Regions from separate parts of the Homo sapiens genome. Here region 2 is linked to region 1. Evidence: chromatin loops called from intact Hi-C (ENCODE). Cell type or tissue: CD4-positive, alpha-beta T cell. All regions are shown on one strand. Each heading gives the region's core, and the rest is flanking DNA. Links, peaks and the distances in the headings are about the cores only. Region 1 holds the start of AMOTL2 (angiomotin like 2). Region 2 overlaps RYK (receptor like tyrosine kinase).

Region 1 (15,908 bases), core at 5,350-7,849:
ATGAATCTGGGGCTCCCTGTCATGGGATGACCTTGGCAGTCATTCTGCAAGGTGAACAGGAAGAAGGAGTAATTGCACCTGAATTGGTGAATAAAGGATGAATAAAAATGCTTCAAGAGGACAATGGTTTTGTAAGATGAGGCAAAAAGGTGCCACCCATTAAGGTTAGTGGGTCAGTCTTTTGTGCTGACAGTAACTGCAAGAGAGCTCCAGGAAAAAGGAAGGATGGCATGATGTCTTTGATTTTATGATTATCCTCCCCAACACACACACACACACACACACACACAAACACACACACACGCTACTTGGAAAAGCCCCCACTGGTCCTCTAGGCACATAAGGGATGGGCACTCAGCATCTTTCTTGACATCAGTGTCAAGGAAGCCCATCTTGACTTGGGCCAACTGGAGAAGTAAGGGGAGGCTGTTGGTTGAGAGACCTGGGGCAGGGGAGAGGGGACTGTGAGCCTAAAGTGCTGGGAGATTATATCGGAGAAAGGAGTTCCCTTCTAAGCCTGGGCTCCCAGTGGTTCATGGACTGGAAATCTGCCTGCCTCTCTCACCCAGCTTCCTTTCCACAGCCTCTTCCAACACAAATCTCCAAACTGGGATCCAGGGAAAACTAAACAGAATCCACACTGCCACAGGTCCTGTGTGTATGGGCAGGGGTTGGGGGGGTGGGTGGGAGGAATGTGGCCCCTCCTCTGCCACTAAACTAGCCCTAGTGTCCTGCTTCAGTTTGGGCTATGGCATGTTGGCAGAGCAGCCATTCCCGATCTTTTCCCTCTCCCCACCCCAGTACTCCAGCTGCCCAGAGCTGGGGAGTGGGGGATGAGTCTGGAGGGCACCTCTGTACCCATCCTTCCTGGCACCCAGTCATGCGCCCCCCACACACAACGAGGGGTAGATGTGCAAGACTCCAGAGCTACCCGAGGCAAAGCAAGCAAATGGGATTCAATTCGTATGGGATTCAGTTCGCCCTGGAGTTTTATCTGCGGGCATTTCCTATGATAATCACTCTCTGGGCCGACTCCCACAGAGAAGGCAGGGGAGCGGCAGGAAGGAATGCGGAGCCTTCCTGACAGATTCCAGGCGCTCCATAGTGTGCCCGGACTGGGAGCAAGGAACATCTCCAAGGCCTCTCATCGCGAATTTGTCCCGGCCAAGCCCCTCAGATTCACGTCCTTTCAGACATCAAACGCCTGGGCCTTTACAAAAACCTGCTTCCGCGCCCCCGGCCGCGAACCTCTGCTGCACTCGCCCGCTGCGCTCTCTGAAGGCCGCCTTTCTAAGCCAGCGCGCGTCTCCAGCCTTGGCCTGGGCTCCTGCTCGCCTAAGGAACCAAAGACAGTCTCCAAGCTAGGAGGTTCTGGCACCCCAGCCAGGGCTCCCGCCCCACCACGAGCCCGGGCGGACCTGGAGCACCGGTGGCCGCTGGTACGCCTGGGGCGAGCCGGTGAGGGTAGCCCGAGGCCCGGAGAGGTCTTTAAGCATCGCGGGTCCGCCTCCCTCCCTCTCGAGCCCTCTTTGTTTTCCAAATACTCTAACGCTGACGTCACCGGGCTGGACAGCAGGCTGCATTCTTTCTAAGTGAGGGCCAATTCGTGGCTCCAGAGAGGATTTTCCAAGGAAGACAAAGAGGAATTCTTGGACTAGTTGGGGGCAAAGGCACCTGTAACCCCCACCTAACCAAATCAGCCCGCAGGACCCTGCAACTTGAGCTCCAAGCGGCGCCTCCATCCCTGTCCCCCGCCACCCCCACCCCCGCCGACCTGCAACCCGAAACACTGTGGCTGTTGTCTCCGGAGTCGGCCCTCTCCCCTCTCCCCCAGCCCCAAGAGACCCGCGCGTTTCTAGAGCCCCGCAAAGCCCAGCGCGCTGCGCTCCCTGGGCAGAGCGGCCCTTGCCAGGCACTGCGGCTGCCTCGAAAGGGCGCACTGCGCCCCGAGGACGCTCGATCCTCGAGGCTCCGACTCCCGGAAAAGGCCGGGTTGCGCCGAGACTCCAGCTTTGGCTGGGGCACGTTTCTGTGGCCTCGCGCGCTCTCCCGAGCGCCGAGCGGCCTTCCTTACCGCTGCGGCCCGAGGGTGCCCAGCGCAGTCAGACACCACAACCTCCGGCTCGGCCCAGCTCAGCTCGGCGGCGAAGATGTGTTCTCGGCCGTGGCGCCGACGCTCTGGCTGTTCGCGCCCCAGCGCGCAGCCCCAGGGTCGGCCCGCGCCGGAGGCGGCTGCTATGCCAGGAATGTGAGAGTTTCAGGTTCCCCCTCGGGATCAAAGCGAACCACAAATAACCTCTCAGCGCACCGCCCTCCTCCGCCCTCCGCCTTCTCCCGCTCCCTCCTCCCGGCCCCCGCCTTCCTCCGGGGAGGCGGCGCTGCTGGCCGAGCGCCGGCCCGGCCCCCGAGCTCCGTTCCTCCGCGCCCAGCGCCCTCCAGGCCGCGGTGTGTCCGCCCCTGCCCCATGCTTTGCCTTCGGAGCTGCTGGAGACAATTTAATCCAACTCTGCCCATTATCGCCTCCACTCCCAGTCGCCGACCCGCTCTCACCCTTCATCCCTAAACCCATCGACGGGACGACAGCAAGGGCTGTACCACGCGTGTCCTGGGGTTGCTGCGGGAGGGGACTCCGGCTGTGTGTGTGTGTGTGTGTGTGTGTGCGTGTGTGTGTACCGGGGGAGGTGGGAAAGGGAGGAGGGACTGCAAAGACATCCATATCCTCTGGGCTGGGACAGTGCCCCGGGCTAAGTGAATGCTTCCAGCCACAGAGCCTCTTTCCCCTAACCCCCGCTGTTTTCACCCCCAGCGGCAACCTTTGAATGCACTTTTGTTTACAAACACCTTCGCCAGCTATTTTACGACCGTCTCGACAGGAAGTGTGAATCTGGGTTGGAAAATCCGGTCAATTTGACCCACCTACCCAACTGAATCACCCGCCGCCAGGCGCTCTGTCCAGTTCTTCCCCAAGGTGATAATAGGCGCCCCTTTACGCAGAGTGCAAGGTGTGCCACCGCTGGCTTTTCGCCCAGTCATCCGATTCAGCCCTGCCAAGCACCCTCCAACGGAGTTCTGTTATCATCCCTGTGTTGTAAATGAGGACACCAGGGCTCAGAGAGCTTAAGCAGCGTGCCCAGAGTCACACACAGTGAGAACCAGGTAATCAACCACTGGGCTGCTTGGTTTCTCATTCTCAAAACCCCTCCCTGGCTATCAGAATCCAGGCTCCCTAGATGGACAGGGCAGACACTGGGAGCCCTCCTCTCTCCACTTACCCTGTCCTTGCTTTAGTCTCTTCTTTACCTCCCCCTACACCCCTGCCAGCCAGGGGCTTTCCCCTGTACCCACTTCTGTGGCTCCTGCATGGAATCCTCTCCTCTGCCCCCAGGACACTTCCACTGCTAGATGGAAACCCCTTCTTCAGAAAGCTCGCTCTGACACATGCTGTCCCCGTTCCCCATCACACAAGCCCTCTCTACAAGTCAGTTGGGGTGAGGTGGGGGCAGTCAGGCCCCTGTCCACCCAGAGAGTCAGGGCTGATTTCTACCCCTGGCTGGGTCCTCCCATCAGCATGGAGTTTGCAAGTCCCAAATTCACTGGAGGGAAACAAGGACAAGGAAATTCTGCAAGCTTAATTGCCAGGGACATTGTTAATTTTTAATAAAACTCACAAAAAGTGTGTGTGTGTGTGCGCACGTGTGTGTTTTACTTGGAAGTCAAATACTGTGTTTCAAACAGTGATTGGATCTGAGATGATTGAGCAAATGGATCATTTGTGCCAAGCTACGGGATATTTGTCTTTCCAAGGATCCCCTTACGAAGAGAAGCTGTGATCAGTATACCACTGTAGGTAGGAATTTTAGAAGTGAAAGGAAAGAGGTCTCTGAGTGGCCTTACCTTATGGACAGCATAATTGGTGGAGGCAGGGGAGTGGTTGTGGACATGTGCACTCGGGTTGTAAAACCAGGGGAAAGACCACATGGTACAGTCCTGTCTTTCAGGCATTTGGGAGGATACCTGACAAAATGTTTGACAAATATTCTTGAGATGGTTGCAGAAAGGCGTCAGTTCAAGGCAGCTAGGGTGAAGGAGGTACATCTTGGAGTGGACAAGCCTGCTGCAGAGCCACACAGGCCCCCATGATTGCTAATTTCTGTCCCCAAAGGGACAGAAGCGGGAGAGGGATCCCAAAACCTAAATGAGAAATGTGCATGTACTTTTATTTTTCCTTTCCCTTTCTCTCTGCAGAAAGAACAGAAGGCAAGATCTGTCAGGCATGGCCTGCGGTGGAGCCTACCTAAGCTGGCGGCCACCCCAGCTCTGCAGGATAGTTGGTGGAGAAGGTGACCACTGTTCAGATGTGCCAGAGGCAGATGTGCACAGGGGACACTGGGCCGGCCAGCCTGCTTGCATATGAATCTTCACCTACAGCAGAGGGGAGAGAGGCTCTCTTAGTGAGCCAATGCTTTCTTCTTCCACCTTTGTCTCAATCTACTTTGTCCCATTCTCCTTTACCTCCTCTCTTCCTCCTACAGGTTATGATTCTTCCCAGATGACAATGTGGCTGGCTGGGTCAGGAATCCTATCCAGGAAAGATGCGGAGGTGACCTAATTCTCAGAGTAAGCCAGGCTGGAGGCCTTTGCTCTAGGAAGTGTAGCTCCTTGGGGTGTGGCTGCATCATAGGTGTGTACAGGGCTTAGCAAGGGATCCAGGCACCCACACCATCGCCTCTCCTTAGCCCCGGTCTGGGTCTGTGCCTGTTTTATGGCCTCAGTCTGGCCCTGCAGCTGCATCCCACTGCACCCAACCAGAACATGAAAGTGAGTTCTTGGTGGGACCCTAGCAGCCTCCTCCCATGGAGCCGGGAAGGAAATGTTCCCCTTACTTCCCAAATGGTTGCTTAGTGGAGGAGAGCTCCAGGGTGCAGGTGGCAAGATCAAAGGATGACTGTTAGTTGTGAAATTCACTTTTCCAGCTTCCCCTGAACACTCCCTCTGACAGGTTATGGAAACAGGAAACCTACCGGAATCTGGAGCATGAAGCAAATTCATAGGAAGAATCTGAACATTAGGATGGAAGTTCCAGTGCTCCAGTTCCAAGAACAGAAGAAGACCCAAGTGGGGGACTTTCTTCTCTTTGTCCTTCTGCAAACCCCTGTCCCCCCTTCACCCCTTTCTCCTCCCCTGCCTTCATCACTGCCTCTAGGTTTTCTCCCCCAAGTCTCCTCCTTCCACTGCTGCCCCCTCTCCCTTTCACTCTCATGCTTCAGGTCTGGAATCTCCGTTATGCACAAAGGGCCTCATGGGGTCTGTGTCTTTGGGGGTTAAATCCTCCAGAGTTGGAGATTTATGAAATTAGCCCCACAGTGGTTTAGGTAAGAGGATGTTGTCCTAAAAAAATGAAGAAGCAGCCAGGTGCGGTGGCTCACGCCTGTAATCCCAGCACTTTGGGAGGCCAAGGCAGGTGGTTCACCTGAAGTCAGGAGTTCGAGAGCAGACTGGCCGACATGGCAAAACCCTGTTTCTACTAAAAATACAAAAATTAGCCAGGCATGGTGGTGGACGCCTGCAATCCTAGCTCAGGAAGCTGAGGCAGGAGAATAGCTTGAATCCAGAAGGCAGAGGTTGCAGTGACTTCAGATAGCTCCATTGCACTCCAGCCTAGGTGACAGGTGAGACTCTGTTTAAAAAAAAAAAAAGAAGAAGAAGAAGCCCTGCCTCTCCAAACTGCACACATTCCTTGAGCCCCTGGCCTTCCTCTGTGGCCCTTTGCTTCTTTCTGGTGCCCCTGCCAGCCCAGGGCTAAGAGGATTCCTGTGAATGGTGAGGTTACACAATGGGCAGGGAGCTCTGAACAATGCTCCCACTTCCTCCCCTTTTTCTAGGGTGTGTAACTGCCCAGCGCCTTCACAATTTCCAGTCCTGCATGGAAGACGTGTCTGGATATTGGTGAATACATAGATGAACTACTGCAGGAGCGCACACTTGAGTATATTTTTGTGTGGGTAGCCATCAGACTGGGAAAGAATGGGGTGGGGATCTAAGAATGGGCACATTCTGGCCGGTGAATAAAGGAAGACCATTTTGAAATATCAATGTAACCCCAGACACCTGCCTTTTCTGCAAAGCTACCTTATACTGAGTGAATACTGATTTGGTGGATGTGCCATTGCTGCCTGGAAAGATCCTCTGCTCTTGGCAAGAGGCAGCAGGGAATGTGAAGAGGCCCCTGAGTTTGCAGGGAAGGGCCTAGGGCAGGGTTTGTGCCTGCTGGGGCAGGGCCAGTGTGATGGAAGAGTGCCCCCTAGTGAGTCACATCTCCAGTTGCTGGGGTCAGCTCAGCCCAGGGCTCCCCAGGTGGGTCTTGGGTCTGAGGTTGGGGGTGAGGGGAGGGGGAGGGGAAGAGATGTTTGGGACAGGATTTCATCCTGGGACAGGTGTCTCTCAGACCTCTCCAAGAATGGACTCATGGCTCCAGTTGTGTTTCTGCACTTTCCTCCCATTTCAGCCTCTGCTGGGCTTTCACGTGGTCTTTAAAGAGATACCATCTTTAACATAAACAGCCTTATATCATTGGCGTGGGAAAACACCTTGCATTCACTCACCCATTCACCCTTCCACATATCTATTCTGTCATGTATTTCATACCTTCAATCAACAAACATTCCCTGCGCACCTGCTCTGAGTCAGCCCCTATGAGTCAAAGGGGGCTTCCATTCTTGCAGGGCTCTCAGGCCACTTGGTGCAGGGGAAAAAGAAGCAAGTACACTACAAAGTGGAGAGTTACACCTTGAAGGAAGGGAGCATGGGCACAGGGAGGCAGTCATGACGGGCTTCCTGGAAGAGACATTTCTCAAGCTGAGTGCTGAAGGCCAAGTTGAACAGTGAGATGTCTTCCCCAGGCTGGCATCTGGAGAACCTGCACTAGAAGCACAGACCCCCTGGTTTACTAAAACAGTGGCAGGAACTGTTGAACCATTCTTGGGTGGCCATTGATCTGCAGCCATCCATATGTCCCTCCCTAGGAGTAATCCTGGAGGGAAGGAGGACTACAAAGGCACATGGAAACTTGAGTGGAGGGTGCTGGATATATTTACTCTCTTGACTGTGGTGTACTTATGATGAAACTTATCAAACTGTGCATTTTAAATAGGTGGGTTTACTATATATTAAGTATACCTCAAAAGAAAAAGGGGAAAAAAAGTCAAATAGTTCTACAATGTAAGAAAGCAGTCCCCTGTTTTACTCTTTCCCCCACCAAATTCCATTCCAAAGAGACAATCACTTTAAACATCTTTTAAATTTTATTTTTATTACTTTTTTTTTGAGATGGAGTCTTGCTCTGTCACCCAGGTTGGAGTGCAATGGCATGATCTCAGCTCACTGCAACCTCTGCCTCCCTGGTTCAAGCTATTATCCTGCCTCAGCCTCCCGAGTAGCTGGGATTACAGGTGCCTACCACCATGCCAGGCTAATTTTTGTATTTTTAGTAGAGGTGGGGTTTTGCCATGTTGGCCAGGCTGGTCTCGAACTCCTGACCTCAGGTGATCTGCCCACCTCGACCTACCAAAGAGCTGGGATTACAGGCGTGAGCCACTATGCCTGGCCTAAACTTTTAAATATGTTCCATGTTTACCCTTGAATTTCTATATAATATTCTTATTTTTCTTCTCTCATTATGCTTCTGCTTTAGGTGTTATCTACCTCATTCCTATTATGAAAGATTAGGATTGTACACCACACACACTTCTTTCCTTCATCCTCTTGACTTGGCTACATGGCATTTTTGGTTAAATTACTATCCAACGTTTATATTATTGTGACTATGTAAATATTGTTAAGAACAGAATCATATACTGTGCTGTGATCACATTTTCTTTCTTATACAACTTTTGTTTTGATTGAAGTTAAACTTTGCCTCATTTTGCATCTGCTTGGTGTTCTATATATTTAGCATTAAGTTGTGCCAAAATGGACACACATAACTCTAAGTTTCCCTAAATGACTGTAGACTCAGTTGTGTTGTATCAGGTCTATCTCTGGTCATCCCACCTGGAGAATTGGGATGATACACTCTTTGGTCCTACCAAACAGCTTTCATCTTGAGATCGTCCTCCATCTTCATTGTGGCCCTTCCTCTCAGTTCTCTTTTGTGTGGTCCCTCATTTCCTGGGTTCTTTTTCTTCCTCTTTCTGGGTTTACTTGTCTAGTCACTTTGTGAGAATGGATCTGCGAGAGGCAAATTTTTAAAAAACCACTCATACACTGTTGATAGTTGCCTGGGTATAAAACTCTGGGTGAGAAAGAATTCTCCCTCTGTATTTTGAAAGAGTTGCTTCATTGTCTTCTTGCTTTTGGTGTTGCTATTGAGAAAAATAACATACTTCTGACTGATGATCTCTGGATATAAATTGTTTTCTCTTTCTCTGGAAGCTTACAGGGTTTTCTCTGCATGCCTGGATGTTCTGAAGTTTCCCAGTAATGTGCCTTGATATGTTCTTGTCTTCTATTCTGAGTCTTTGGTGAGCCCTTCAATCTGGCATGTCATGTCCCTAAGCTCTGGGAAATTTTCTCAGATGATTTAGTTGTTAGTTTTCTCCAGTTTTTCTGTTCTCTCTTTTGGAACTTCAATTATTTGGATGTTAGAACTCCCCGAATGATTCTCCGACTTTTAATTTTTTTCCTATTATCTTTTCTTTTCTGGGAAATTTCTTCCCTTTTTAATTTTAACCCTTCTGTATTTTTGCTGTCATTTTTAATTTTCAAGAGCTGTTTCTTGTCCAGGATTCCTCTTTATAACATCATCTTCTTGTTTCATGAATTAATTATCTTCTCTTATCCCTTTAGGGGTAGTAATTATAATGAAAATTGTTTTCTTATTCTGATCTTCACATTTTCTCTGTTTCCTTAAGGTTCACTTTTTTCTGTTTGTTTTGGTTTCTGTTTTTCGTAGTTAAGGCTTCCCTCAAATGACTTTGATTCTTGGCTGTCTGATCCTATTTAAGAGTGAGGCAGTTAACAGCTAATGGAAGCCCTGTGTGGGAGCAGAGCTGGATTCTTGGAGGGTTTCACAGAAAAAGGGTGGGATAGGATTCTGGCCCTAATATTGGGGACCCCAAAGTAGCAGAATATGTAGGTCATTTCCCTTGGGCCAGCAAGATTTCCAGTGAAGGATCCTCTGAGTCTCCTGCCTGGAGGCTGGCAGCCAGCATTGGGAGAGCAGAATGAGGAGGGGGCGATGAAGGGGGTTGGGAGGAATAAGCATGACCAGGACCCCACCACTGCCATCCCTGCCTTTAGGCTCTCCAGATGATAACTCTACAATTTGGCAGTGAGGAGGGATACGGGGTAAGGGGGTTGATCTTCCCTTTATGAAGTGAGGGAGGGGATCTTGGAGAGTGCTCCCCTTCCCCTTCTTCAGGTTCTTACCCACAGTCCTGTTTTGGATCTCACCCTGGCCCACTTCATAGAGGTGTCTGGTGCCTCTTAAGCTTGTTGGAGATTCTTCCCCAAACGCTCAGCAGGGAGAAAGGAAAGAATCTCATTTTTCTGTTTTCCCCTTTCTAGAATTTTGTTGACATCCCTCTCCTGCTTCTCCTCTCCTGCCTTCTTTCGCTGAAGGGTTTGGCTTTTTCTTTCATCTCTTGCCATCCAGCAGGCAGGGTTTGGGGCGGAGCCAGGGTGAAGGTATTCACTCCTCCGTTTAGCTTCCTCTTCCTTTTTCCCACTGAGGTGGCTCATTCCAGGCCTTGTCAGGACTGGTATGGGCGCTTGCGCCAGGAAGCTGGCAGACTCAGGGTTGTTCATCTGGTTCTGCCACTTCAGGGCTTGCTTTCCATGCTGTGGGCTGGGCTCCCATACATCCGCCAAGGATAAACCCAGGGGTGGGGATGCTTCTGTGAAGGCAGTACTCTGGATGGTGTGAGGACTCTGTGCTCCAGCACTCCAGGGCCAAAGCCAAGACCTTCCAAAGAAAAACTTGAGGTCCTGGGTTGCAGAGGCCCAGGGCTAATCCTAGGACCCCAGGGGGATGCTTTTCCAGGAAAAGGCTGACCCAGAGCTGCCTTTGGGTCTAAACGGGTAACCTTTCCTCTTTGTATTCATAGGAGAAGGCGTTGGGAGGGAGCTCTGCCTCCTCCAGGCCCACCTTTTGCTGCCTTCTGAGGGCACAGCTGCCCTTCAGCCCCTTTGGGAAAGTTATGTTCTTTGACCTGGCAAGGTTGGGGCTGGAGTGTCTCTTGGGAGATATGATAATGTCTGCTTATTTTGTGCAGAAGCCCTCACGGTGTGTTGTGTGGGCACTGGTTTAAAATGCCAGGGAGATTCCATAATCAGTATTCTTTCTTAGAGATTCACAATGGCATCGATTTCTATGAAAAGCCTGAAAATTCCTGCAGGAAAGAAACCACATATTTTGTTTAAGGCACCCACATAAGTGAAGACAGGCTGAAAGAAATTAGACTGATCTTAAAGGATATCAGGCAAGGGACAAATTGGAGTATGGAGCCTAACATCCTAGTGGAGAATAAGATGGCTCCAGCATTGAAGACCATGAATAGTGCAGTCTTAGTTAAGATGGTCATTGGCTAAACTCTGTTGGGGGTCTGGTGTTTCCTGGTTCCCCAGCTTGCTTTCTCAGACCTTTGTGGCAGGACCCATCTTGCTCACCCCGGCACAAATCCAAAGTGACTGGGGCAGGAGGAGAAATGGAATCCAGCACTTGTACAAAGGGGTTGGCCTTGGAAAGGCTCAGAGAGTTTTTTCCTAGGAGTCAGAGGGAAGTACCAGAGAGACATAGGCTAGGCAGGGATGAGAGCACAGGAAGGTGGGAAAGGCAGGGACCATGGAGTCACAGCAATTATTAGTATTTTTTTTTCTTTTCAAGACAGAGTCTCGCTCTGTCGCCCAGGCTGGAGTGCAGTGGCGCGATCTCGGCTCACTGCAACCTTTGCCTCCTGGGTTCAAGCAATTCTCCTGCCTCAGCCTCCCAAGTACCTGGGACTACAGACACGTGCCACCCTGCCCAGCTAATTTTTGTATTTTTAGTACAGACGGGGTTTCACCGTGTTGGTCAGGCTGGTCTCAAACTCCTGACCTCGTGACCTACCGGCCTCGGCCTCCCAAAGTCCTGGGATTACAGGCGTGAGCCACCACACCCGGCCGCAATTATTAATATTTTTGGATGGTGGTGTACCTGCATTTTTAGTAAGATATAACAATATAAAAGGATATAATAAAATTCAACCATTTGGGTGTGTAGTTTGAGAAATTTGGGTAATTATATGCAATTGTATAACCACAACCATAATCAAGACTTAGATCATTTCCATGTATTTATTTTTATTTTTATTTTTATTTTTATTTTTTGAGACAGGGTCTCATTCTGTCACCCAGGCTGGAGTGCAGTGGCATGATCTCGGCTCACTGCAACAACCTCCATCTCCCGAGTTCAAGCAATTCTCTTGCCTCAGCCTCCCAAGTAGCTGGGATTACAGGTGCACACCACCATGCCCAGCTGATTTTTTTGTATTTTTAATAGAGATGGGGTTTCTCCATGTTGGCCAGGCTCGTCTTGAACTCCTGACCTCAAGTGATCCACCTGCCTCCACCTCCGAAGGTGCTGGGATTACAGGCGTGAGCCACCGTGCCCAGCTTCTCCATCTATTTAAAAGTTTCCTTGTTATGCTTGCAGGCAAGCTCCTCCCTCGACCTCCAGCCCCGCCTCCCAGGTTCAAGTGATTCTCCTGCCTCAGCCTCCCGAGTACCTGGGACTACAGGTGTGTGCCACCATGCCTAGCTAATTTTTGTATTTTTAGTAGAGACAGGGTTTCACCATGTTGGCCAGGCTGGTCTTGAACTCCTGACCTCAACTAATCCGCCCACCTCGGCCTTCCAAAGTGCTGGGATTACAGGCATGAGCTACCGCGCCTGGCCCAGACTATATTTTCATTTATTTTTGTGAATAGTTTGGAATAGAATTGCTGGGTATGCGGAAAGTGTATGCTTAGCTTTGTAAGATACCACACGGTTTTCCAAAGTGCTGTGTTGTTATACATTCCCATCAATAATGTGTGAGAGTTTCAGTTGCTCCCCATCTGTCAACACTTGGTATTGTCAGCCTTTTAAATTTTACCCATTCTAGTGGGTAAGTAATGGTGTTTCATTATGGTTTTAGTTTGCAACTGTCTGATAACTAGTGATACTGAACATCTTTTCATGTGGTTATTGGCCACTCACACATCTTCTTTTATAAAATACCTGTCCAGGCCGGGCACGGTGGCTCACACCTGTAATCCCAGCACTTTGGGAGACCAAGATGGACAGATCACTTGAGGTCAGGAGTTCAAGACTAGCCTGGCCAACATACTGAAACCCTGTCCCTACTAAAAAATATACAAAAATTTGCAGGGTGTGGTGCGGTGCGTCTGTAGTCTCAGGAGGCTGAGGCAGGAGAATCGCTTGAACCTGGGAGGTGAAGATTGCAGTGAGCCAAGATCATGCTACTGCACTCCAACCTAGAGGACAGAGTATGACTTTGTCTCAAAAGAACCCAAAAACCAAAAAAGTATCTGTCTAAATGTTTTACCCATTTTAAAAAAATTGAGTTGTTTGTTTTGTTTTTAGTGAATTGTGAGAGTTCTTTCTATATTCTGGTTGTAAGCTCTTTATCAGATGTATGTTTTGCAAGTACTTTCTCCCAGTCTGTGGCTTGCCTTTTCCTTTGGGTTGGAGATGGGCCACTTACTCTCTGGGCGACCTTGGACAAGTGACTGCGACTTAGCTTCTCTAAGCCTTGTTTTCCTCATGTGTAAAATAAGAATTTAAAATGTTGCTTAGGGGTCCCAGCAGCTCAGGCAGCCAGAGGAGCTGCAGCAGCCAGGCAGCACTGCTTCTCCAAGGCTCCCGGCACCGCTCGCTGCAGGCACCTGGCACGCACCCTCTCCGCCACCAAGACACCCAAAAGGAAGGTCAGCTCAGCTTAGCCAAAGGGTGGTGAAGGAAGAGCCCAAGAGAAGACCTGCAAGGTTGTCAGCTAACCCTAAAGTGGAAAGGAAGCCCACAAAGGCAGCAGGAAAGGATAAATCTTCAGACAAAAAAGAGCAGACAAAAGGGAAAACAGGATGAGGTGGCTAACCAGGAAGCCAAAGAAGCTTTACCTGCAGAAAATGAAGAACTAAAAAAATGAGGAGAGTCCAGGCTCTGATGAAGCCCAGAGAAGGAAGCTGACTCTGATTGATATTATCTTCCCTGTCCTAGCAGTGGTCTCTATCCCTCTTCTTGTACAATCCAGAGGAATATTTTTATCAACTATTGTTTACAAATGCAAGTTTTTTAGCAGCTCCAGAAACATTTTTAAGAAGGAGGGAATCCTTTCTCATTCAAATTCTAAGTGTAAATGCTTTTTTTTAAGGTAATTTGCTGATTGTTTATTTTTTGGTATGGCCAGATAATAGTGGCATATTGATTACAGAGGGCTTTGACTGTCTTGGTTGTCAGCTTAACATTCCATAGTTGGGGATGGGTCATTTATACCCTGTAATACAAAGCATCCAAAATGCAATTTGCAGAAACAGTCGTGCATTTAATACTTTTTAAACATTTTAAATTACTTCTATTCCCATGTTGTTTATAAGTAGAATTGTTAAAGAAAACCGCTCCTTGATGGTGGCGCTCCCTGTCAGAATAGTGTGCACTCGGTAACATCTTTGGTCATGGTAGTCCAGTTTTCCTGATAACTTTGGTAATGTGCTGTGAAAGGTTGACAATTTGAGTATGCGGTGTAATATTAAATTATAAATTGGCAGAAATTATGAGGTAACAGCTTATCAACATTTGAAAATATTGATAGTTGATATCCTCTTAAGGAATATTTGCCTCTAAATTGTAAGCTGGAAAGTCACTGGAATAACGAATAATTTTATTTCAGAAGTTTAAATCATTGCGAATGATATAATATTTAGTAAAATCATTTAAAAATAAGGCTGTTCAATTGCTCTTTTAAATGTATCATAGGGAATCTGAATATCATCCCAATTTAATACCCATCCATATGCTTTAGAAAAACAATACATGAAGGAGTTCTTATTAAATAAGAATCAGAAATTCTAGTTAGTTCTTTTTCTCCTTGAAGTTGTATTTCTATTCTCTTCCCCCACAACATTTTTTACTCTTTATATATATAAATATATATAATTTTTTACTCTTTATAATAAATGTATATAATTTTGTACTCTTTATATATAGTATTATGTATATAGAAATAAATGAAATATATATGTGTATGTATACATACATATAATTGCCAGCCTGCCCTACAGATTTCAGACCGGTCAATCCCGACGAGTACTTGAGCCAATTCCTTAAAATCTCTCTCTCTCCCCATTTTATTGGTTTTCTTTCTCCAGAGAGCCCTGATTAATACAGTAGCCAAGATTATATTAACTGTTTTTTCACATTACAGGCAACTCTCCCCTAGGATTTTGGTGAAAAAGGAATACATTTCTTGTCTTTAAGGCCCTGATATTTTGGGGTCTGTTTATTAGTGGTCTTACTACGTGCTAATACATATATTTACTCTGTGCTAGATATTGTCCTGGGCACTGGGGATGATAATGTTCACCTCCAAGTTTTGTTGTGAGAATTTAACAAAAACTTATATGTGAGAGCCCTTAGCTTAGAGCTGGCGCATAGTAGGCTCTGTGTGTTAATAAGCTAGTTTTAGAAGTGTCCTTATGTGTGTAAGCAGCCATAAGAAGCAGCCATATGGAGATGTGGCTGTGGGTGGAAAGAATGCGCCACTGGACTCATCAGGGACCACAGACAGAGCAGAGACCCCTGGGCATACAGCCTGTAAACGCGGTAAGGATACCCTTAGCAAATTGTTCTTGGTTTGGTTTCCTCTCTAACTTCTCTTCTATACTATCTCAACACTCACCTTCTTTCTATATTAGTTATCTACTGCTGTGTAACAAACTATCCCAAAACTTAGTGGCTAAAACAGCAATAAATAGTTATTATAGCTCACAGACTCTCTGGATCAGGAATTTGAGAGTGGCTTGGCTGGTGGGGGTTCTGACGTGGGGTCTTTCAGGGGGTTGCAGTTGAGGTGTGGGTTGGAGCTGCAGTTATCTGAAGTATTAACTGAGGTTAGAGGACCCTCTTCCTAGGTGGCTCACTCACATTGCCAGCAAGTTGGCGCTGCTGGCTGTTGACTTGAAGCCCCAGTCCTTTCTCCTCTTTGAACATGCATCTTTTGGGAATGCCCTGAGTCGCCCCTTTCTTTGCCTGGGAAGCTCAGTGTATCCTTAAAGTCTCAGCTTGGTGATCACTAAGAAGGAATTCTACTGAACTTTTGGAAAAGCCAGCTGCCTATTGGGAGTAATTCCATTTGCTGAGATCCTAAATAGCTTCAATGCCAGCTTTCAGGTTGACTTAGGAAATGTTGGAGCCCTTGGCACACACTAACTTTCATTCTGTAGGACCCCACTGGTCTCATGAGTACGATCCACCAGCATGGTCCTGAAGCTAGCCGCAAGAATGTCATCTGCATCTGCAGTAGTTGGAGGCTCAGAAGAGACTAAGCTCTCTCCACAATCTCCCTTCCCTCCTGAAATGGAGCTGATCCTTCCCGACTGGGTCCCCTGTGCCCTTGCAGACCTCTGTCTTCACACCCAGGACAGGACTTCAGTGATCTTGTTTCCCTGAACAACTTGTTACTAGATGCGTTGCAAAGACAGGGGATTGGGCCTTTCTCATCTCTTGGCACCCGGCACTTAGTAGCTGTCAGTAAATACTCATTTTTCTCCACCCCTACTGTCCCCACCCTGGTCCAAACTGCCACTTTCTCCCTCCTGGCCACTGCAATAGTGTCCTCACTCATTTCCCTGCTTCCACTATTGCCACTCTTCAGC
Region 2 (15,908 bases), core at 5,824-8,323, 180 kb before region 1:
GACCACCTTTTTAAATGTTAATCAGCCACCATATTTTCTTTTCTGAAATCAAAAGAATTTTAAAATAAACTATTATGGGCCTGAAAAGACCAATAAAGAAAAACTCTACCTGGTTCAGAATTCCTTCTTCTCAAATCATACCACTACAACAGATTGCCTATTCTATCCCATTCAGAGACCAAAAGAAACTGCAAATATAACATTAATTGATCTCTCATTTTTTTTTATTCTTTAGGAAATGCTACCTGGTCTACTTACTCTCTTCAGATTGCAAAAAGATCTGCAAACTAGTTATGCTTAGAAAACAGTCAACTATTAACAAGTGGCAATCATGCATTTTAAGACATACCAGAAAATCTGCTTCCATTAATTACCATTTGCTACTGGGGACAGTTTAAGTACCTGACTTAGCTGTGATTGACCTAAATGTGTCCCAACCAGCAAAGGAATACATAAGGAGGACTCATAAGTATCCAAAGCATTCCAAACTGAATTACAGTGGAGGTAAAAAAGTAATTCTCTATTTAACAACATGAAGAGCTCAGTGCAGTATTTTATTATTAATTTCTGTCTTCTTCTTTCAGCATCTCCCTAATCAATACCCTCCAATTCAAAAAGGAAAGCAAGGCCCAGTGAGAGGTGAAGGGAAGCATACTAACACCTGGCAAACACTATTATGTGTTCATTCATTTACTGTACCTAATTTCATCTCATCTTTATAACTAGTCTAAGAGATGACAACGCAGTCCAAATTTATAGAGGAGGGAACTGGAGACTGAAGACATTACGTGATTTCTCCAAAGCCACACGGAGAATAAAATGTGGGATTGGAACTAAGGACCAAAACCAAAGCCCAAGCCCATGTCCATTCCTTCCGCTACAACCCCCAAGTTATCCGTCAGAGAGAAAGTAACTTAGACTATCTCAGAGAGACCTGCCAGGTAGTGGCCATTTTAAATAAAAACCAAACAGAGAATACACCTTAAATATAGCCAACAATAATATACGTGCTTTAATATACTTGAAAATCAAGAACTGCACCAAAGTTGTACAAGGCCCATTCAAGTATAGGAGCAAATGAAAATAATTTTTATAAAAGAAAAACCATACACTGCTTCCTATCCTTATCTTAGACACAAAATGAGATGAAATTTTTTAAATTTTTGAAAAAAGTGTCTATAGTGGTAACATTAAATCATACTTAAAAAACCGACTTTGAGATAATAAATACCTTCTTGGAGTACATCTTTTAGAGTTATCCTCTCTCTGGATATTGCTATATCCTTCACCTTGCCTTTGGCCTCCAAAAGAGTGACACTTCTCAAGTCGTTCTTCTCTATCCGCAAGGTAGGATAACCTAAGGAGCCAACAAAGCCAAACCAAGCAATATAAATACCCTTATTATGGTATTGGAGTCAACTAGTTCAGTTAGAACCTCAGGACTCAGGTCACAGGAATGAGTGTAAGAATCATAAAAGGAAACAGGCATATATATGAACTAGGAGAGTTATTTGAAGGCCACACTAAATGTTAAAGAAATGTCTCCTCACCCACCACAATACTACTCCAAAATGTTAAAATTCTGAACTGCAACAAGAAATCCTAAAAATAGTATTACCATGACCACCACTTCAATTGCCTTTTAGCCAAATGAAACAAGCTTTGATCTGTGAAATTTCATTTAATCCTTCTTATGGACAGTTTTTCTCCCAAAAGGTTTTCTAATATAGTCTCATAACACACCAACTTTTCAAATGAAGACATGTTTGAAAAGATTTTTTTCAAACATCTCTTCATTTGAAAAGTTGTTTTGTTTGAACAAACAAAAAGTTTCAAACAGAAAGTTATTTTTGTTTGAAAAGGCTTTTTTCAAACAAAATACATAATCAATGTAATTATTCTGGTATTACCACATCCTAGTAAAACCATTGTGAGATTCAAATTTAATAAGTTCCCTTAATTCCCATTCATTCTTAATTCAATGACAGTAAAAACAGAATTTACAGCCACAAATTAGTTTTCACTTCAAGAAAAAAAATGTTAGAATAAAAGGAAAATCTGGCTTTAGCAAGTAGAAGTTGGAATGGCATCTCCAGATAATGGGAAGAAACCTCCCCCCAAAATTAGTGGACCTATGCAATGATCATCAATGGTTGCCAGGAGAACCACATGAAAAGTTTTGGGCAACTTTACAATGCATGTAGACTGACACCACCTGAAACCACTGATTGGCAGCAGTTTGACTGTGATAGACTGTCTAGGTGTGTGAGTATATGTGAATGTTTAATTCTACCTGGAGTTCTCTTAGTTTCCTGGATCTGTGATCTGTTGCGTTGTTATCTTAGAAAATTCTTGGCTACTATGTCTTCAAATATTTTTTTCTTCCTCTTTTTCTATCTGTAAACAAATGTATTTCTATTGACTTTTTTAAAAAGTGTTTGTTTTCAGTATATATATATGTAGTAAGTAAATTATCTAGCTCCTTACGGTAATGGCCATGATTACAAACAAGTAAATTTCTTATTGATGGCAACAATTTTTAAAAGATAAATAAATTTATTTCCCTTGACTTTTTTTTTTTTTTGAGACGGAGTCTCACTCTGTTGCCTAGGCTGGAGTGCAGTGGCGTGATCTCAGCTCACTGCAAGCTCCACCTCCTGGGTTCACGCCATTCTCCTGCCTCAGCCTCCCAAGTAGCTGGGACTACAGGCGCGAGCCACCACACCCAGCTAATTTTTTGTATTTTTAGTAGAGATGGGGTTTCACCGTGTTAGCCAGGATGGTCTTGATCTCCTGACCTCATGATCCGCCCGCCTTGGCCTCCCAAAGTGGTGGGATTACTGGCAAGAGCCACCACACCCGGCCCCTTTGACTTTTTTAAGAAAGTATTTTAGCATGTATAACAACAATTCCCTACCTCTTTGAGGTCACGTATAACAATTAAGAATCCATTCTAATGAGCAAAGATTGATATTTAAACATTAAAAGCAATGATGTGCCTCTTCTGAGTAGCTTAAACTACTTTCACATCTATCGTATTTCCTAAAAAGCATATATTTCTTTCTTCATTAGTGGGAAGAGTAGCTGCTATTATTATTTCCCTTAAATTTTGTTTACTGTATAATGCCTTCTTTCCTCCTTTTTTCTTGCCACTGTCTTATTGAAGAAACTGGGTCGGCTACCCTGGAAAATGTTTGGCCTCTACTTCTTCAAGTAGTATTTCCTGTAAACTGTAAGTCAGGTCTATAACCTTGATCAGATCCAGGTTAACTTGTAGGGGGTGCAGCAGGGACAGAAAAGAATGCTCCATGAATGGTACATCATATCCTTGGGTACGAAATACCTAGGTCCCCTACTTTTAGTAATGCTGAGTTCATCAGTGTATTCAGGTGGTGACAGCCTGATCCCTCAATGGCAGAGTTCCCCATTTTCCTTTCAATCACTGATGATCTTTTTCTGAATCAACTATTTTATCAGGAGTTGCACATGTGATTTTCTAATTATATAATTTCTTCCACATTTATTAGCTGAGAATCATCTGTAAAGAAAAATTTTCTCTCATCCACCAGCACCATCTGGTTAACCTGAAATACAGTTCATGTAGTCAGTTGGTAGAGTAAGGTATTCACTGGAGCCTTAGTCACCTCTCATAATGAACAATTTTGTTAAATAATGTATTATTACAAATTTGTGGATTTTTACACATTTTACGTTTTAATTCATTATAGTCATTATTCATTTTGATGATCAAATGGTCCTATCTTTAGCCAGTGGAAGCTCTTCAAGTCTTAGCTATTTCCTTGATATCTGACTCAGCAACATGTCCCAGGCTTATCTTGTTCACTTCCTAACTCAGACCTGGAATCAGCCATTTCTCCAAAAAATCCTGGTTCTTTTTCATGGGAGACAGTACTGGAAAACCACAATAGGGCACTGGGTAGAGGACAGATATCTTAATCTTATTTTACTAAAGAATAAATGCCAGTCCAAAAAAGGAAATCAGATCCGACATTCTCAACTTTCCAGTGGTAGCTAACTTCCTATTATGATTAAAAAACAATGTAAAGTCTTCACCATGGCCCATAAGACCATCAAACAATTCCTTACAGTCTAAAGTCTCTGTCTTTATGCAGCTCAATAGTTAATTCCATATAGTTACCTGAAAAATCTTCCTTTTGAATTTCTATAGAAGTGACTTAGTAGCCCTTTTAGTATAATAAATCTATGGAAATCTCCCGAAAGCCACACCAATTCTAGCAAACTTAAATTTCATTTTTGATACCTCAATTTTAGAATGTTTCATTCAATGCTCTAGAAAGCAAAAGTTGAAGAGCATACCTAATTTTGCATACTTTAGATACGATTTACACAACATGTCCCACAAGTACACTAACCATGCAAGACCACTGGGAAGCAGCATAGACAACTTGAGTAAACTGGCTTTAGAATTAAATTAACTCTTACTGGTGATAGGAGTTGCATTGTTGGGCGTGTCTGCTCTCAGATACTGAGTCGTCTGGGTGGATGGCTGAGACAGCCCTTGGGAACTACTGCTGGCACTAATGCTGCAAACAATTTTTGAGAGAAATATTTGACAAGTCAGTTTCAATGAGAAATTTCCTTTTTCCATACATACAAAATGCACATAGCCATTAAAACCAGCCTAAAATCCTTACGGAGATCACAATAATTCATGATGTTCCAATACTGATATTTTAATCTAACTCCTATAGAGCTCTATTTTTTCTTTCATTTCTATCTCCAAAATCATTAAGCGAGTTCATCTTATCAAAATTATTCAGAAATGTAGGTACTAGTGCTCAGACACCTCAGCTAATTGTCCTAAACTTCACACACAAATATGTTAGGGAACTACGGATCATCTCTCAAAAAAAGAGCCCATGTCATTCAATTAGATTGCTTTTTAGAAAAGAAGAAGAAAGACAGGCCTCTTTCAATGATGGCCCAATATCAAATGGCCTACAGATAAAGAAAGAGCAAACCAAATCAAATGTGCCAACATGCTCGGAGCTTAGAAAGGAGTATTGGCCAGGTGCGGTGGCTCACGCCTGTAATCCCAACACTTTGGGAGGCCAAGGCGGACAGATGACTGGAGGTCAGGAGTTCGACACCAGTATGGCCTACATGGTGAAACCCTGTCTCTACTAAAAGTACAAAATTAGCCGGGCATGGTGACGCGTGCCTGTAGTCCCAGTTACTCGGGAGGCTGATGCAGGAGAATCGCTTGAATCTGGGAGGTGGAGTTTGCAGTGAGTCAAGATTACGCCACTGCACTCCAGCCTGGGCGATAAAGTGACAGTCCATCTCAAAAAAAAAAAAAGTATCAAATTTGGTTCAAGTTTATTTAAACACAATACATTTTGCTTCTTCTACTTCCCCAATCCCTCCCTTTCATCCAACTTCTGGGAAATCTCTAGTACTTGAAACACTACACCATATTCTCTAAATAATACAGGACACCAAGAAGATGATAGGTTCAAATAATTGTAAACCTTGTGTTCAAGATTACTGCAAAGTAATGCTGCTCAAGCATGTAGTTTTGTCTTTTCAGTGGGGAGAAACCTTGTCTCGTGGGTACATTTCGGTCTCACTGCCTTAGTTCTTATAATTTTGCAGCAGTGGAGACGTGAAACATAGAAATTCAGCATGAAGGGTGAAACCAGATAGCAGGATAGGTCTTTCAATGCCTCTCTTAGCTACAGGATCAGCAGTGCCCAATCAAGTCTCCAACTTTCCTTAATATGCAAAATCTTTTAACTGACCACTTCCCACATAATAATTCTGTATTTTCAAAAACTGGTGATTTAAAAAAATACATAATAAAGCTGAGTGCGGTGTGAAGCCTGTAGCTGCAGCTATTTGGAAGGCTGTTAGGCAGATCACTTTAGTCCAGGAGTTTGACGCCAGCCTGGGCAACATAGTGAGACCCTGTCTCTGAAACAAAACACACACACACACACACACACACACACACACACACACACACACACGGCTGCTATGTAATCTATAACATTTATATATGAATGTTTATCAATTTCAAGAGCCCATACACAAATCTGAAAAATGTAAATATATAACATCCAGGCAATGAGGACTGTAAGTCTTTATGTAGCCTTTCTATGGCTAATAATACAATATACTACTATCTGCTATTGTAACCAAACATCTGTAGAAAGTCATAGCAAAAATTAAGATAGAAATGTCCTGCAATAAACATTTGGAGAGCACTTATAATATGCAAACCATTCTGCTCAGCACAACCATAGATCTCAAGATACATGTTTGCCTAATGAAATGCCCCCCCAGCATGCCTTCCCTGAAGATGTCCATCATTTTAGGTTATCTATTAGATTGGTGCAAAAGTAATTGCAAATTGCAGTTTTTGTCATTGCTTTTAATGCTATTGCTTTTAATGACAAAAACTGCAATTACTGCACCAACCTGATACTTCTTCTTGTGATGCTGCAGTTAGCCCTGTTTCTCCAGCAACTCTGCGAAGATACTTTGCAACTCAAAGAGACTATAATAAAGATTCATTAGGCTATCATCTGGTCAGAGTGCTGGAAGAGCTTCTTTGGCTCAACGTTATTACAGAATTGATCTATATGAGTTTATAATGCAGTGGGTATAGGTCAATATAGAAAAGAGATGAAGAGCATAAACCGTGAAGTCAGAACTGCCAGTATCATCGATTACTAGCTGTACGGCCTAGGACAAACTATTTAATCCTCTGGAACCTCAAATTCCCGTGGACAGAGTGTGCATAACACTATCCTCTGATAAGATTGCTAAAACGATTACATGAAAAATAAATAAGTAAAGCATTTATTGCCTAGCCCTCAAACATATCTTTATAAATTATTGTTACTAATTTATAGTATACTACTATAGTTATATTAATTATGTGAATATTATGCATCTCCAGTCGTTAGAGCAAAAAGGGATTACAGGACTCTGTTTTACAGTTGAGTACCACTCAAAAATCAAACCAGATATCAAAGCTGTTAGAAGTCCAGACTTCAATAATGGGGAGGGAAGAGGAGCATTACCATCCTCAAAAGGGGAGGAAATAAATGGGATTAAGATAATCTACCTCACAGGATTTTTGTGAGGCTCAAATTGTATGAGATATGTGAAAGTACTTCTTAAGTATTATCTGCAACCAACATCACTGATGACTAAGTGCACAGACACAGTCTCTCCATTAACTTAACAGTAGGTGGCACTCTTGTGCTACCTCAGAATTTTTGAAAAGACTGTAGGCACACAAAGGCGTTACAGGGACATCTATGTCAATTTTTCATTCCCTCAACAGATATTAAGTGGGTCCCTAAAATAAGCAAAGCACTATGCTAAGTGGTCAGAACGAAATTTTTTTTTGAATCCAAGACTTACTGTTATGATAGAAGCAAGAAGCAATTAGGGACCTACCCCTGACATCCATTAAAGTCAACACCTACATAGCTATATCACAAGAGGTGGAAAATGAGATTAAAATGTATATTTGCTAGCACTTAATAGTTTATAGCCAGTCTAAATAAATTATCAATCTAAATAGATTATCTCATTTGATTTTCAAAAGCAAGTAAAATTATGTATGGAGATACTAACCCTGTCTTAGAATGAAGTCAGAACTTTGGGAAAGATCATAATTTTCCTTCAAAACACTGACAACAATTTGTACTTTTCTATTTTTCTCTGTAACTCCACTTCATCCATTCATTCCACAAATATTTATTAAGTATCTACTACATGTCAGGTACTGTACTGGGTGCTAGAGATACAGCAATGAATGCAACAGACAAAGACTGTGACCCCTACATTCCAGTAAGGATTTTTTTTGTTTAATATCTGTCTCATCCAACCAGACTATAAACTCCACAAAGGCAGGACAAGTGCCTGTTTATTCACCTCTCCTTCCCCAGCACTTATGCCAGTACCTGGCACAATAAGCCGCAAGTGGGCCAGAGTGAGCCCCAGTGACAGCTCAACTAACACTGAGTCAATCAATGAACAGAGAAAACCACGCTTCCCTGGGACAGAAAACATAAACCAGACAGAATGGTCATTTCTGGCACAAACTATTGTGAAAAAAGCAAAGAATGATTGGTAAAACAAAATGGTTTTTTTCCTCCCTCTATTCATTGGTTATTCAACCAAATAGTTACTGAGTATTTTACTATGTGTCAGACAGTTAGGCATTAAATATAAAATCAAAGATTTTAAAGGGAAACTCTGTCACCAGTAATGGCATGGGGGCGGTGGTGGGGATAATGGAAACTGGAAGAGAAAAATTAAGATGCTGCCAGATGACAAGTTCAAGCATCCCACAAAGGAGTAATAAACTTTCCCACAGTCACAAACTAACAGGGAAAGACTACAGTAGAGACACGCTGCAGACCAACCCCTCTGCAGGACTTCAGGGTGAATGTAAAGAGAAGCTCTGCCTATCCAGGACAGACTCATCAGGCGTAACAAAGAGACTGAAAAGATCAATTTGCAGTGTTGAGAGAGGGAAAGCCACACACATGAGCTCCAACTGCCCTGGCATGGGCATATCTCAGGCAGTGTTAATTCTCTGCCTCTAATGAGATCTGTTTATAACAAGCAGTGGCTCCTAAGTGCCTGGAATGGAAGAACACTACCATCCCTTTCTAATGAATTCCACGGAGCCATGGGCTCCATCTAACCTCACCAGACTGTGTGAGGATTAACGGAGTTCATGAATGTAAAGCACAGGGAACAGTGCCTGGCACACAGCAAGTGTTTTATACAATGACAATAGTGGATTATTAACACATAGCTATTACAACACTGAGTCCCGCCTGCTCTGCCCTGCTCCTAGAAGAGCAATCCTGAAAAAGTTATTTAATCTCTTCAAGCCTATTTCTAGGTGGCTGTGTTAAGATAATACATATAAAGTACCTGGGGTACAGTACTGGTAAACAGAAAACACTCAATAAATGGTAATCCCAGTGGCCCCTATGCAGAGAGAGAAGCAGCAGATGTCTCTTAAATGCTGTTGGATAACTGGATGTGAGCTTTCTGGTCACCACTGTTAGCTTGCCTGGCAGGTAATAAATAATTGTTAATAGGACAGGAAAGGGCAGAAGAACTTTGTCCATCACTACTAGTGAGAGGTGAAGCTGGCTGGGCTTCTGGGTCGGGTGGGGACTTGGACAACTTTTCTGTCTAGCTAAAGGATTGTAAATGCACCAAACGGCACTCTGTGTCTAGCTAAAGGTTTGTAAACGCACCAATCAGTGGTCTGTGTCTAGCTAATCAGGTAGGGGACTTTGAGAACTTTTCTGTCTAGCTAAAGGTTTGTAAACGCACCAATCAGCACTCTGTAAAAACAGACCAATCAGCACTCTGTAAAACGGACCAATCACCACTCTGTAAAATGGGCCAATCAGCTCTCTGTAAAATGGACCAATCAGCAGGATGTGGGTGGGGCCAAATAAGGGAAAAAAAGCAGGCCACCCAAGCCAGCAGCGGCAACCTGCTTGGGTCCCCTTCCACGCTGTGGAAGCTTTGTTCTTTCGCTCTTCACAATAAATCTTGCTGCTGCTCACTCTTTGGGTCCGCACTACCTTTATGAGCTGTAACACTGCGAAGGTCTGCAGCTTCACTCCTAAAGCCAGTGAGACCACGAACCCACCAGGAGGAACGAACCACTCCGGATGCACCACCTTTAAGAGCTATAACACTCACTGCGAAGGTCTGCGGCTTCACTCCTGAAGTCAGTGAGACCATGAACCCACCAGAAGGGAAGAAACTCCGGACACATCTGAACATCTGAAGGAACAAACTCCAGACACACCATCTTTAAGAACTGTAACACTCACCGCGAGAGTCCGCGGCTTCATTCTTGAAGTCAGCAAGACCAAGAACCCACCAGAAGGAACCAATTCTGGACATACTAGCATATTGCAACTTTATTAAAAACTTCATAAAATGCCATTTACTATACGTAGGGCTCTGTTTTAAGAGCTTACTGTATTTCATTAAAACCTCACAACATACCTACTAGGTGTGTATTTCTGCTTTACAGAGGAGAACTGAGACACACATAGGCTATATAACTTAATCCATGTAGCCCATAAAACTAGTAAACAGAATAGCCAGGCTTCAAACAGAGATGGTCTGGCTCTAGAGTCCGTACTCTTGACCACTAGACTATGCTCTGAAAACGTGATAATATAAGCTGGTTTTACTCAGGTAATGTCTGGAAACTTTTGCCTGAAAACTAAAGAGAACTGGAACACCAATTCATGGATGGTAACTAATTATTTCAGCAGGCAGAGGTAGATGCCCCATGGAATCTGAAAGTTATTGCAAAATTCTGGCCTATGTGGGCTCACAGCCCTAGCACGCATGCAAGCATTCAAGGAAAACGCAACTCTCTGGCTATATCAAGACTGACTTCCAAATGTCATGCTCTTCAGTCACCTCTCTACCTGTATCCTCTCTCAAAGTCCTATCAAAATGTTCCCTCAATCGCTTCCAAATGCCATTTCTTCCCCTGTAAAATCTAAACCTAACTTCACCACCATCATGTACACAAAACATATTCTGAAACAAATCATATACGTACTTCCTTCTCATTCGTATCCCTTTTCTCTTCTTTCTCCACACAGAAATGGAAAATAAAACAGTGGGGACAAAGAGTACTAAGGGGCAGGTATTGAATCCAACCAGCTCCCTTCCCCTTCATATTCTTACGCCACAAATATGCTTCCCAGCTGCATGTTAAGACTAATTAGGACTGGTGACTCAACAATGAGTAAGACACACTGCTCCCTAACTGGAAAAAGCTTACATTCTAAAGGTAAGACAATTACACAAAAAATTATAGAAGAAAAAGTGCAATAACTGCTACGAGAGAGAGAGAGACAGAGACAGAGACAAAGAGAAAGGGGTGTTTGGGAGGCTTAGAAAAGACTTCATGAAAGAGACAGCAATGGAGCTGGAATTTGAAGAACGGACCAAGTTTGGACTGGTGGAAAATGCATGGAGGCTTGTGGGAAGAAGAAAGCATGAACAAAAGTCCTGAAGGGCAAAGTGTGGGGCGAAAGTGAGGAATAAGTGATCATTTGACTGGAGCGCAAGTAAGGATACAGCAATAAGAGGAGAAAAGGTTCAAAGAGTATGGATGATACGTCTCCACATAAAGGAGGGCTTTCAAAGAAGTCACAAAGCTGGGGCATGTCTTCAGGCAGCAACTGGAAATCACAGAGGAGGGAAGTAAGAAGTGTTTGTTATGAAAATAAACCTATCATTCCATCTGTACCTCTCACCCTAACTTGACTATAATGTCCTCCTTGTCATCTCTGACTCACTGAGGCTGGACAAGCACCTTTTGTATTCACACACTTTACTATACATATCACAGTCATCAAATTACATACTTTTATAATTACAGGTTAATGTAAAAGATTAAAATCTTGAAACTATAAAGTATATCATTCTTTCTTTCTGTTCCCAGCACTTAGCATAGTATCTAACCCAGTATATCTCAAACTGGCTGTACATTAGAATCATCCAGGAAGCTTTATGAAAAATACTGATCCCCAAATACTACCACAAACCAACTGCATCAAAATCTCTGGAAGGTGGACCCAAATACCAGTATGTTTTCAAAGCTTCTCCTTGACTCTAATGTGTAACCAGGTTGAGAACCAATGGTTTAAATCAGAGCAGGTGCTCAATACATGTTTACTGGATGGATGGAGGGAGGAAGAGAGAAAGGGAGAATGATGAAGGCAAGATCTAGAAGGAAGAAACAGGGCTATTTTGAAAAGGCAATGGTCTGAGGTAGAGTCATGTCAAAGGGAATAGAAAAAACTACTTGTTCTCCACTTCTTCCTCAACAACTAAAAAACTAATTTCTGACTTCTTAATTTTTAAAAAATAAAAATAAAATCAGAGAAACCAGAGACAGTGATTAGGTCATCTTATTTTTCCTTTGGCTGGGGCTTAATCATCCTCCCTCCTTTCCCTGCACCACTGTGCATCGATGTGTATGGGCTCCCACATATATACAAATAACTGCTTTCATTTTTTTTCTTTCCCAAAATATGTACAATACCTGTCATCCAGTTCAATCCTTTTCATACTATGAAGGTGCAAAACAGCTAATATTATTGCTACGAGAAATATTACTGCACAACAAACCCCTACACTAATATAAAACACACGCGTAGAAGTGGTTGGAGCTGCATGTACAGGATCATCTGAAATAAAAACAAAAAGCACATTTAGCTTTTTAAACAAATATGACTGCTTTGTGACCCAATATACATAAATAAGTATTCTGTTCTTTTCATGTGCCCATTCTTTGTAAGATCAGTTACCAGTAGCATATTGGTGGAAGTTCACATAATTTTTTTGATGTTTTTGTTGTAGTTTAAAAAAAATATTTTAGGCCAGGTGTGATGGCTCACGCCTGTAATCCCAGCACTTCGGGAGGCCAAGGCAGGTGGATCACCTTGAGGTCAGGAGTTTGAGACCACCCTGGCCAATATGGTGAAACCCCGCCTCTACTAAAAGTACGAAAATTAGCTGGGCATGGTGGCAGGCACCTGTAATCCTAGCTACTCAGGAGGCTGAGGCATGAGAATCGCTTGCACCTGGGAGGCAGAGGTTGCAGTGAGCCGAGATCGCTCCACTGTACTCCAGCGTGGGCGACAGACCATCTATGGACTATTCTTACCAAAAGAGTTGGTTCTAAATCTAATCAAGTGCAAAATCTACCTGCCAGTTTACAGAAAAAAAAAATGTTCAATGATTTCAGGAAGATGCAGAATGTGGGAAAGTCTATGGGACAAATGGTATAATTTCTTCAATAAATAAAATTAATAAAAGGGTTGGTGGTTTCTGATTAATACAAAAGTCAACAGACCTTACTAATGGATTGTACCAAAGTAGAAAGAAAAAGAAGAATGAAAAGTTTTGGCTTAAGCAATAACTTGGATAAGGGTACCTTTACAAAGATTAAAAAAAAGAAAGAAAAAAGATTTTAAATAGAATTTTTGGCTAATGAGTATAACAGTCACTCACAAGTGGTATACATAAAACATACCAGTGCATAAAATATACTACAGCAGTGCTGTCCAACAGAACTTTCTGCAGTGACGAAAATGTTCTCTAGAGTACTGTCCAATACAGTAGCCACTGGTCACCTGTGGCTATTAAGCATTCAAATATAAGTACAACTAAAGCTACTGAAATGTAGTTAGTAAAACTGAGGAACTGATGTTTTAATTTTACTTCACTGTAATTAAAGTTAAAAAGCCACATGTGGCTAGCAGTTACCATACTAGACAGTGCAGATCTATATATTCTTCATATTTCTTCAACAACAATGTTTGGGTTAGAGGAATCAGACATCATTTTGTTGCCAGGGACCACTGACTCACAGAAGACTGAGTGACAGAAGGGTCCACAAGTTTATAAAAACATTTATTCTTTTTTGAGAGTACAACAGAAATTGTTTTGCTTTTCTGTTTTTAAAGGCTCTATTCATTAAATAAAATGATACTCAGCTTTATATTATTTTAAAAAGAGAGGCAAGCTGGGTGCCGTGGCTCACACCTGTAATCCCAGCGCTTTGGGAGGCTGAGGTGGGTGATCCCTTGAGGTCAGGAGTTTGAGACCAGCCTGACCAACATAGTGAAACCCCATCTCTACTGAAAAAAAAATACAAAAATTAGCCGTGTATGGTGGTGCGCACCTGTAGTCCCAGCTACTCGAGAGGCTGAGGCAGGAGAATCACTTGAACCCGGGAGGCAGAGGTTGCAGTGAGCCAAAATCACACCACTGCACTCCAGCCTGGGTGACAAAGCAAGACTCCGTCTCAAAAATAATTAACAAATAAATAAATATATAAATAAGAGAGACAAAAAGAAAGCCTCAGCAACAGGGAAAATAACCCAATGACACAGCCACAGCCACACACACACACACACACACACACACACACACACACGCAGAAGCAAACTGAGAAAAAACACACAGCAAGATACAAATGACATAAGCAGGCAGAGTGGAAGATGCAAACAGAAGTAGAACTGGTGTGACTGGAGATTCATGAAAGATTTGATCACGAGTACTCACATCATAACTCTACTGAACAAAACTTGAGGCATTTGGGGTTTATCCTAAGTGAGATGGGGGATCATTGCAAGGTTTCAAGCAAAGCAATTTCACACGGTCACTTAACAAAAAATGACTGCATGATGTGTGAAGAATGCCGTGTAGGGGAGCAAGAGCAGAAGCAGGGAACAAGTTAGAAGGTTACCAGAGTAATTCAGAGAGACAGCACTGGCTTGGACAAGAGTGTCACAGTGAAGATGAGAAGTAAGTGGATTTGGGAACACAGTCAACATACCTTACTAATGGATTGTACCAAAGTAGAAAGAAAAAGAAGAATGAAAAGTTTTGGCTCAAGCAATAACTTGGATAAGGGTAACTTTACAAAGATAAAAATAAGCAGGTTGGGGATGTGAAAATCAAGAGTTTTGCCCAAGTTAAATTTGGAGTACCTAGTCTACTAACTAGGTACCTCATATCTCCATGCACAGACGTTAAACTGACAGATATACAAGTTTGGAGTTCTGGGGATAGGTCAGGATAAAAGATAAAACTTACAGCTTTCAAAAACACATGGAAATAAGAAAAATAAAACTTTTCTAAAATTTAACCTTCCTATCAACAAACAATAAATCAGAACAGATTAACGTAGAGACCAAATGACTTCTAGGGCAGCTAGACTTGGCTGTAGCCTGAATGAAGGCATGACTTTCATCAAGAATTACCTTATGCCACAGGAAAGCTATTCAATCTTGGGAGGGACAGAAAAAAATTCTGAATTCTGGAGGCATATGTTAGCAGTACTGTCCAAGCACTTTCCAGAGCAGAGCCAAGGATACGGCTCTGCTGGGCAGATCCCCCTAGATGCGCCCTGCTCAATTACCTCCAAATTCCAGGCTTTCCTATGCATTTTTCCCATTCCCTCATTCATCCTTCATTTGCCACCATCTGGTCACCCTTCAGCTCTCAGAAGAGCTGTCACTGTTCTCAGGAAGCTATCCTTGGGTTCCCAAATCCCCTGTGCTTGCCTTATCATAGCTTGCCATGCTATGTTGGTATCATTGCCTATATTGCCTCGTCTATTTCTCCCACTACATTATAAACCCCCGAGGAAAGGATCTCTTTGCTCACAGTTTAGTCCTCTGCTTCAGTCATACCGCCTAACACACCACAGACTCTCCATAGGTACTGGGTGGATGAATAAATAGAAAGGGCGGGAAGATGAGAGGCAGCAAGGAAGACACAGACAGAGGCCAAGAATATGCAGTACTGCTCTTTGTGAGAAGTAATATCCTACTAGCATAAAAGAAATGGGCAAAGTCACCAGAATTTTAAAAGTAAACTTTGGCAACAGTGACATTTTTTTTAATGTTTTTTCTTTCTTTTCAGAAATATTCCAGCAAGTAGACGATATGTCACATTATTTTACAGGCAAAAAAATTCCCCTTTGGGACATCCAGATACTCTGTGCCTCCCAAGGTGATGAAAAGACAAAATAGGCAGCACAGAGTACCTACCATCTATGGACTATTCTTACCAAAAGAGTTGGTTCTAAATCTAATCAAGTGCAAAATCTATCTGCCAGTTTACAGAAAAACAAACAAACAAACATGTTCAATGATTTCAGGAAGATGCAGAATGTGGGAAATTCTATGGGACAAATGACATAATTTCTTCAATAAATAAATAATATTAATAAAAGGGTTGGTGGTTTCTGATTAATACAAAACATATATCACCCAACAGTTGTGTAGGCTTCATTTGGATCTTGATTCAGGAGGAAAAAAAGACAT

The links. Peaks named below come from ENCODE experiments on the same cell type or tissue, not always from the same donor. Only the 100,000 strongest peaks of a DNase experiment are listed, where the experiment ranks them.
Region 2: it touches region 1 in a loop (4-fold over the local background); 15 of 110 quality-filtered maps call a loop at or near these places.

Annotation. Positions count from the first base shown.
Region 1 is chr3:134,372,268-134,388,175 of GRCh38, forward strand. It overlaps AMOTL2 (angiomotin like 2), which reads right to left and starts at 2,180. Exons shown (of 10, transcript NM_016201.4): 1 at 2,075-2,180. It also overlaps the pseudogene HMGN1P9. RefSeq lists enhancers at 1,440-2,239, 2,240-3,039, 3,040-3,837, 9,810-10,309. In CD4-positive, alpha-beta T cell, for the core only: no CTCF peak of the experiment used is centred there; a DNase peak (open chromatin) is centred at 6,304.
Region 2 is chr3:134,190,618-134,206,525 of GRCh38, forward strand. It overlaps RYK (receptor like tyrosine kinase), which reads right to left. Exons shown (of 15, transcript NM_002958.4): 6 at 12,113-12,257; 7 at 4,465-4,565; 8 at 1,232-1,357. Among named protein-coding and RNA genes, the nearest start is that of RYK, 52 kb to the right of the region's middle. In CD4-positive, alpha-beta T cell, for the core only: CTCF peaks have their summits at 7,240 (motif pointing right) and 7,439; a DNase peak (open chromatin) is centred at 7,254.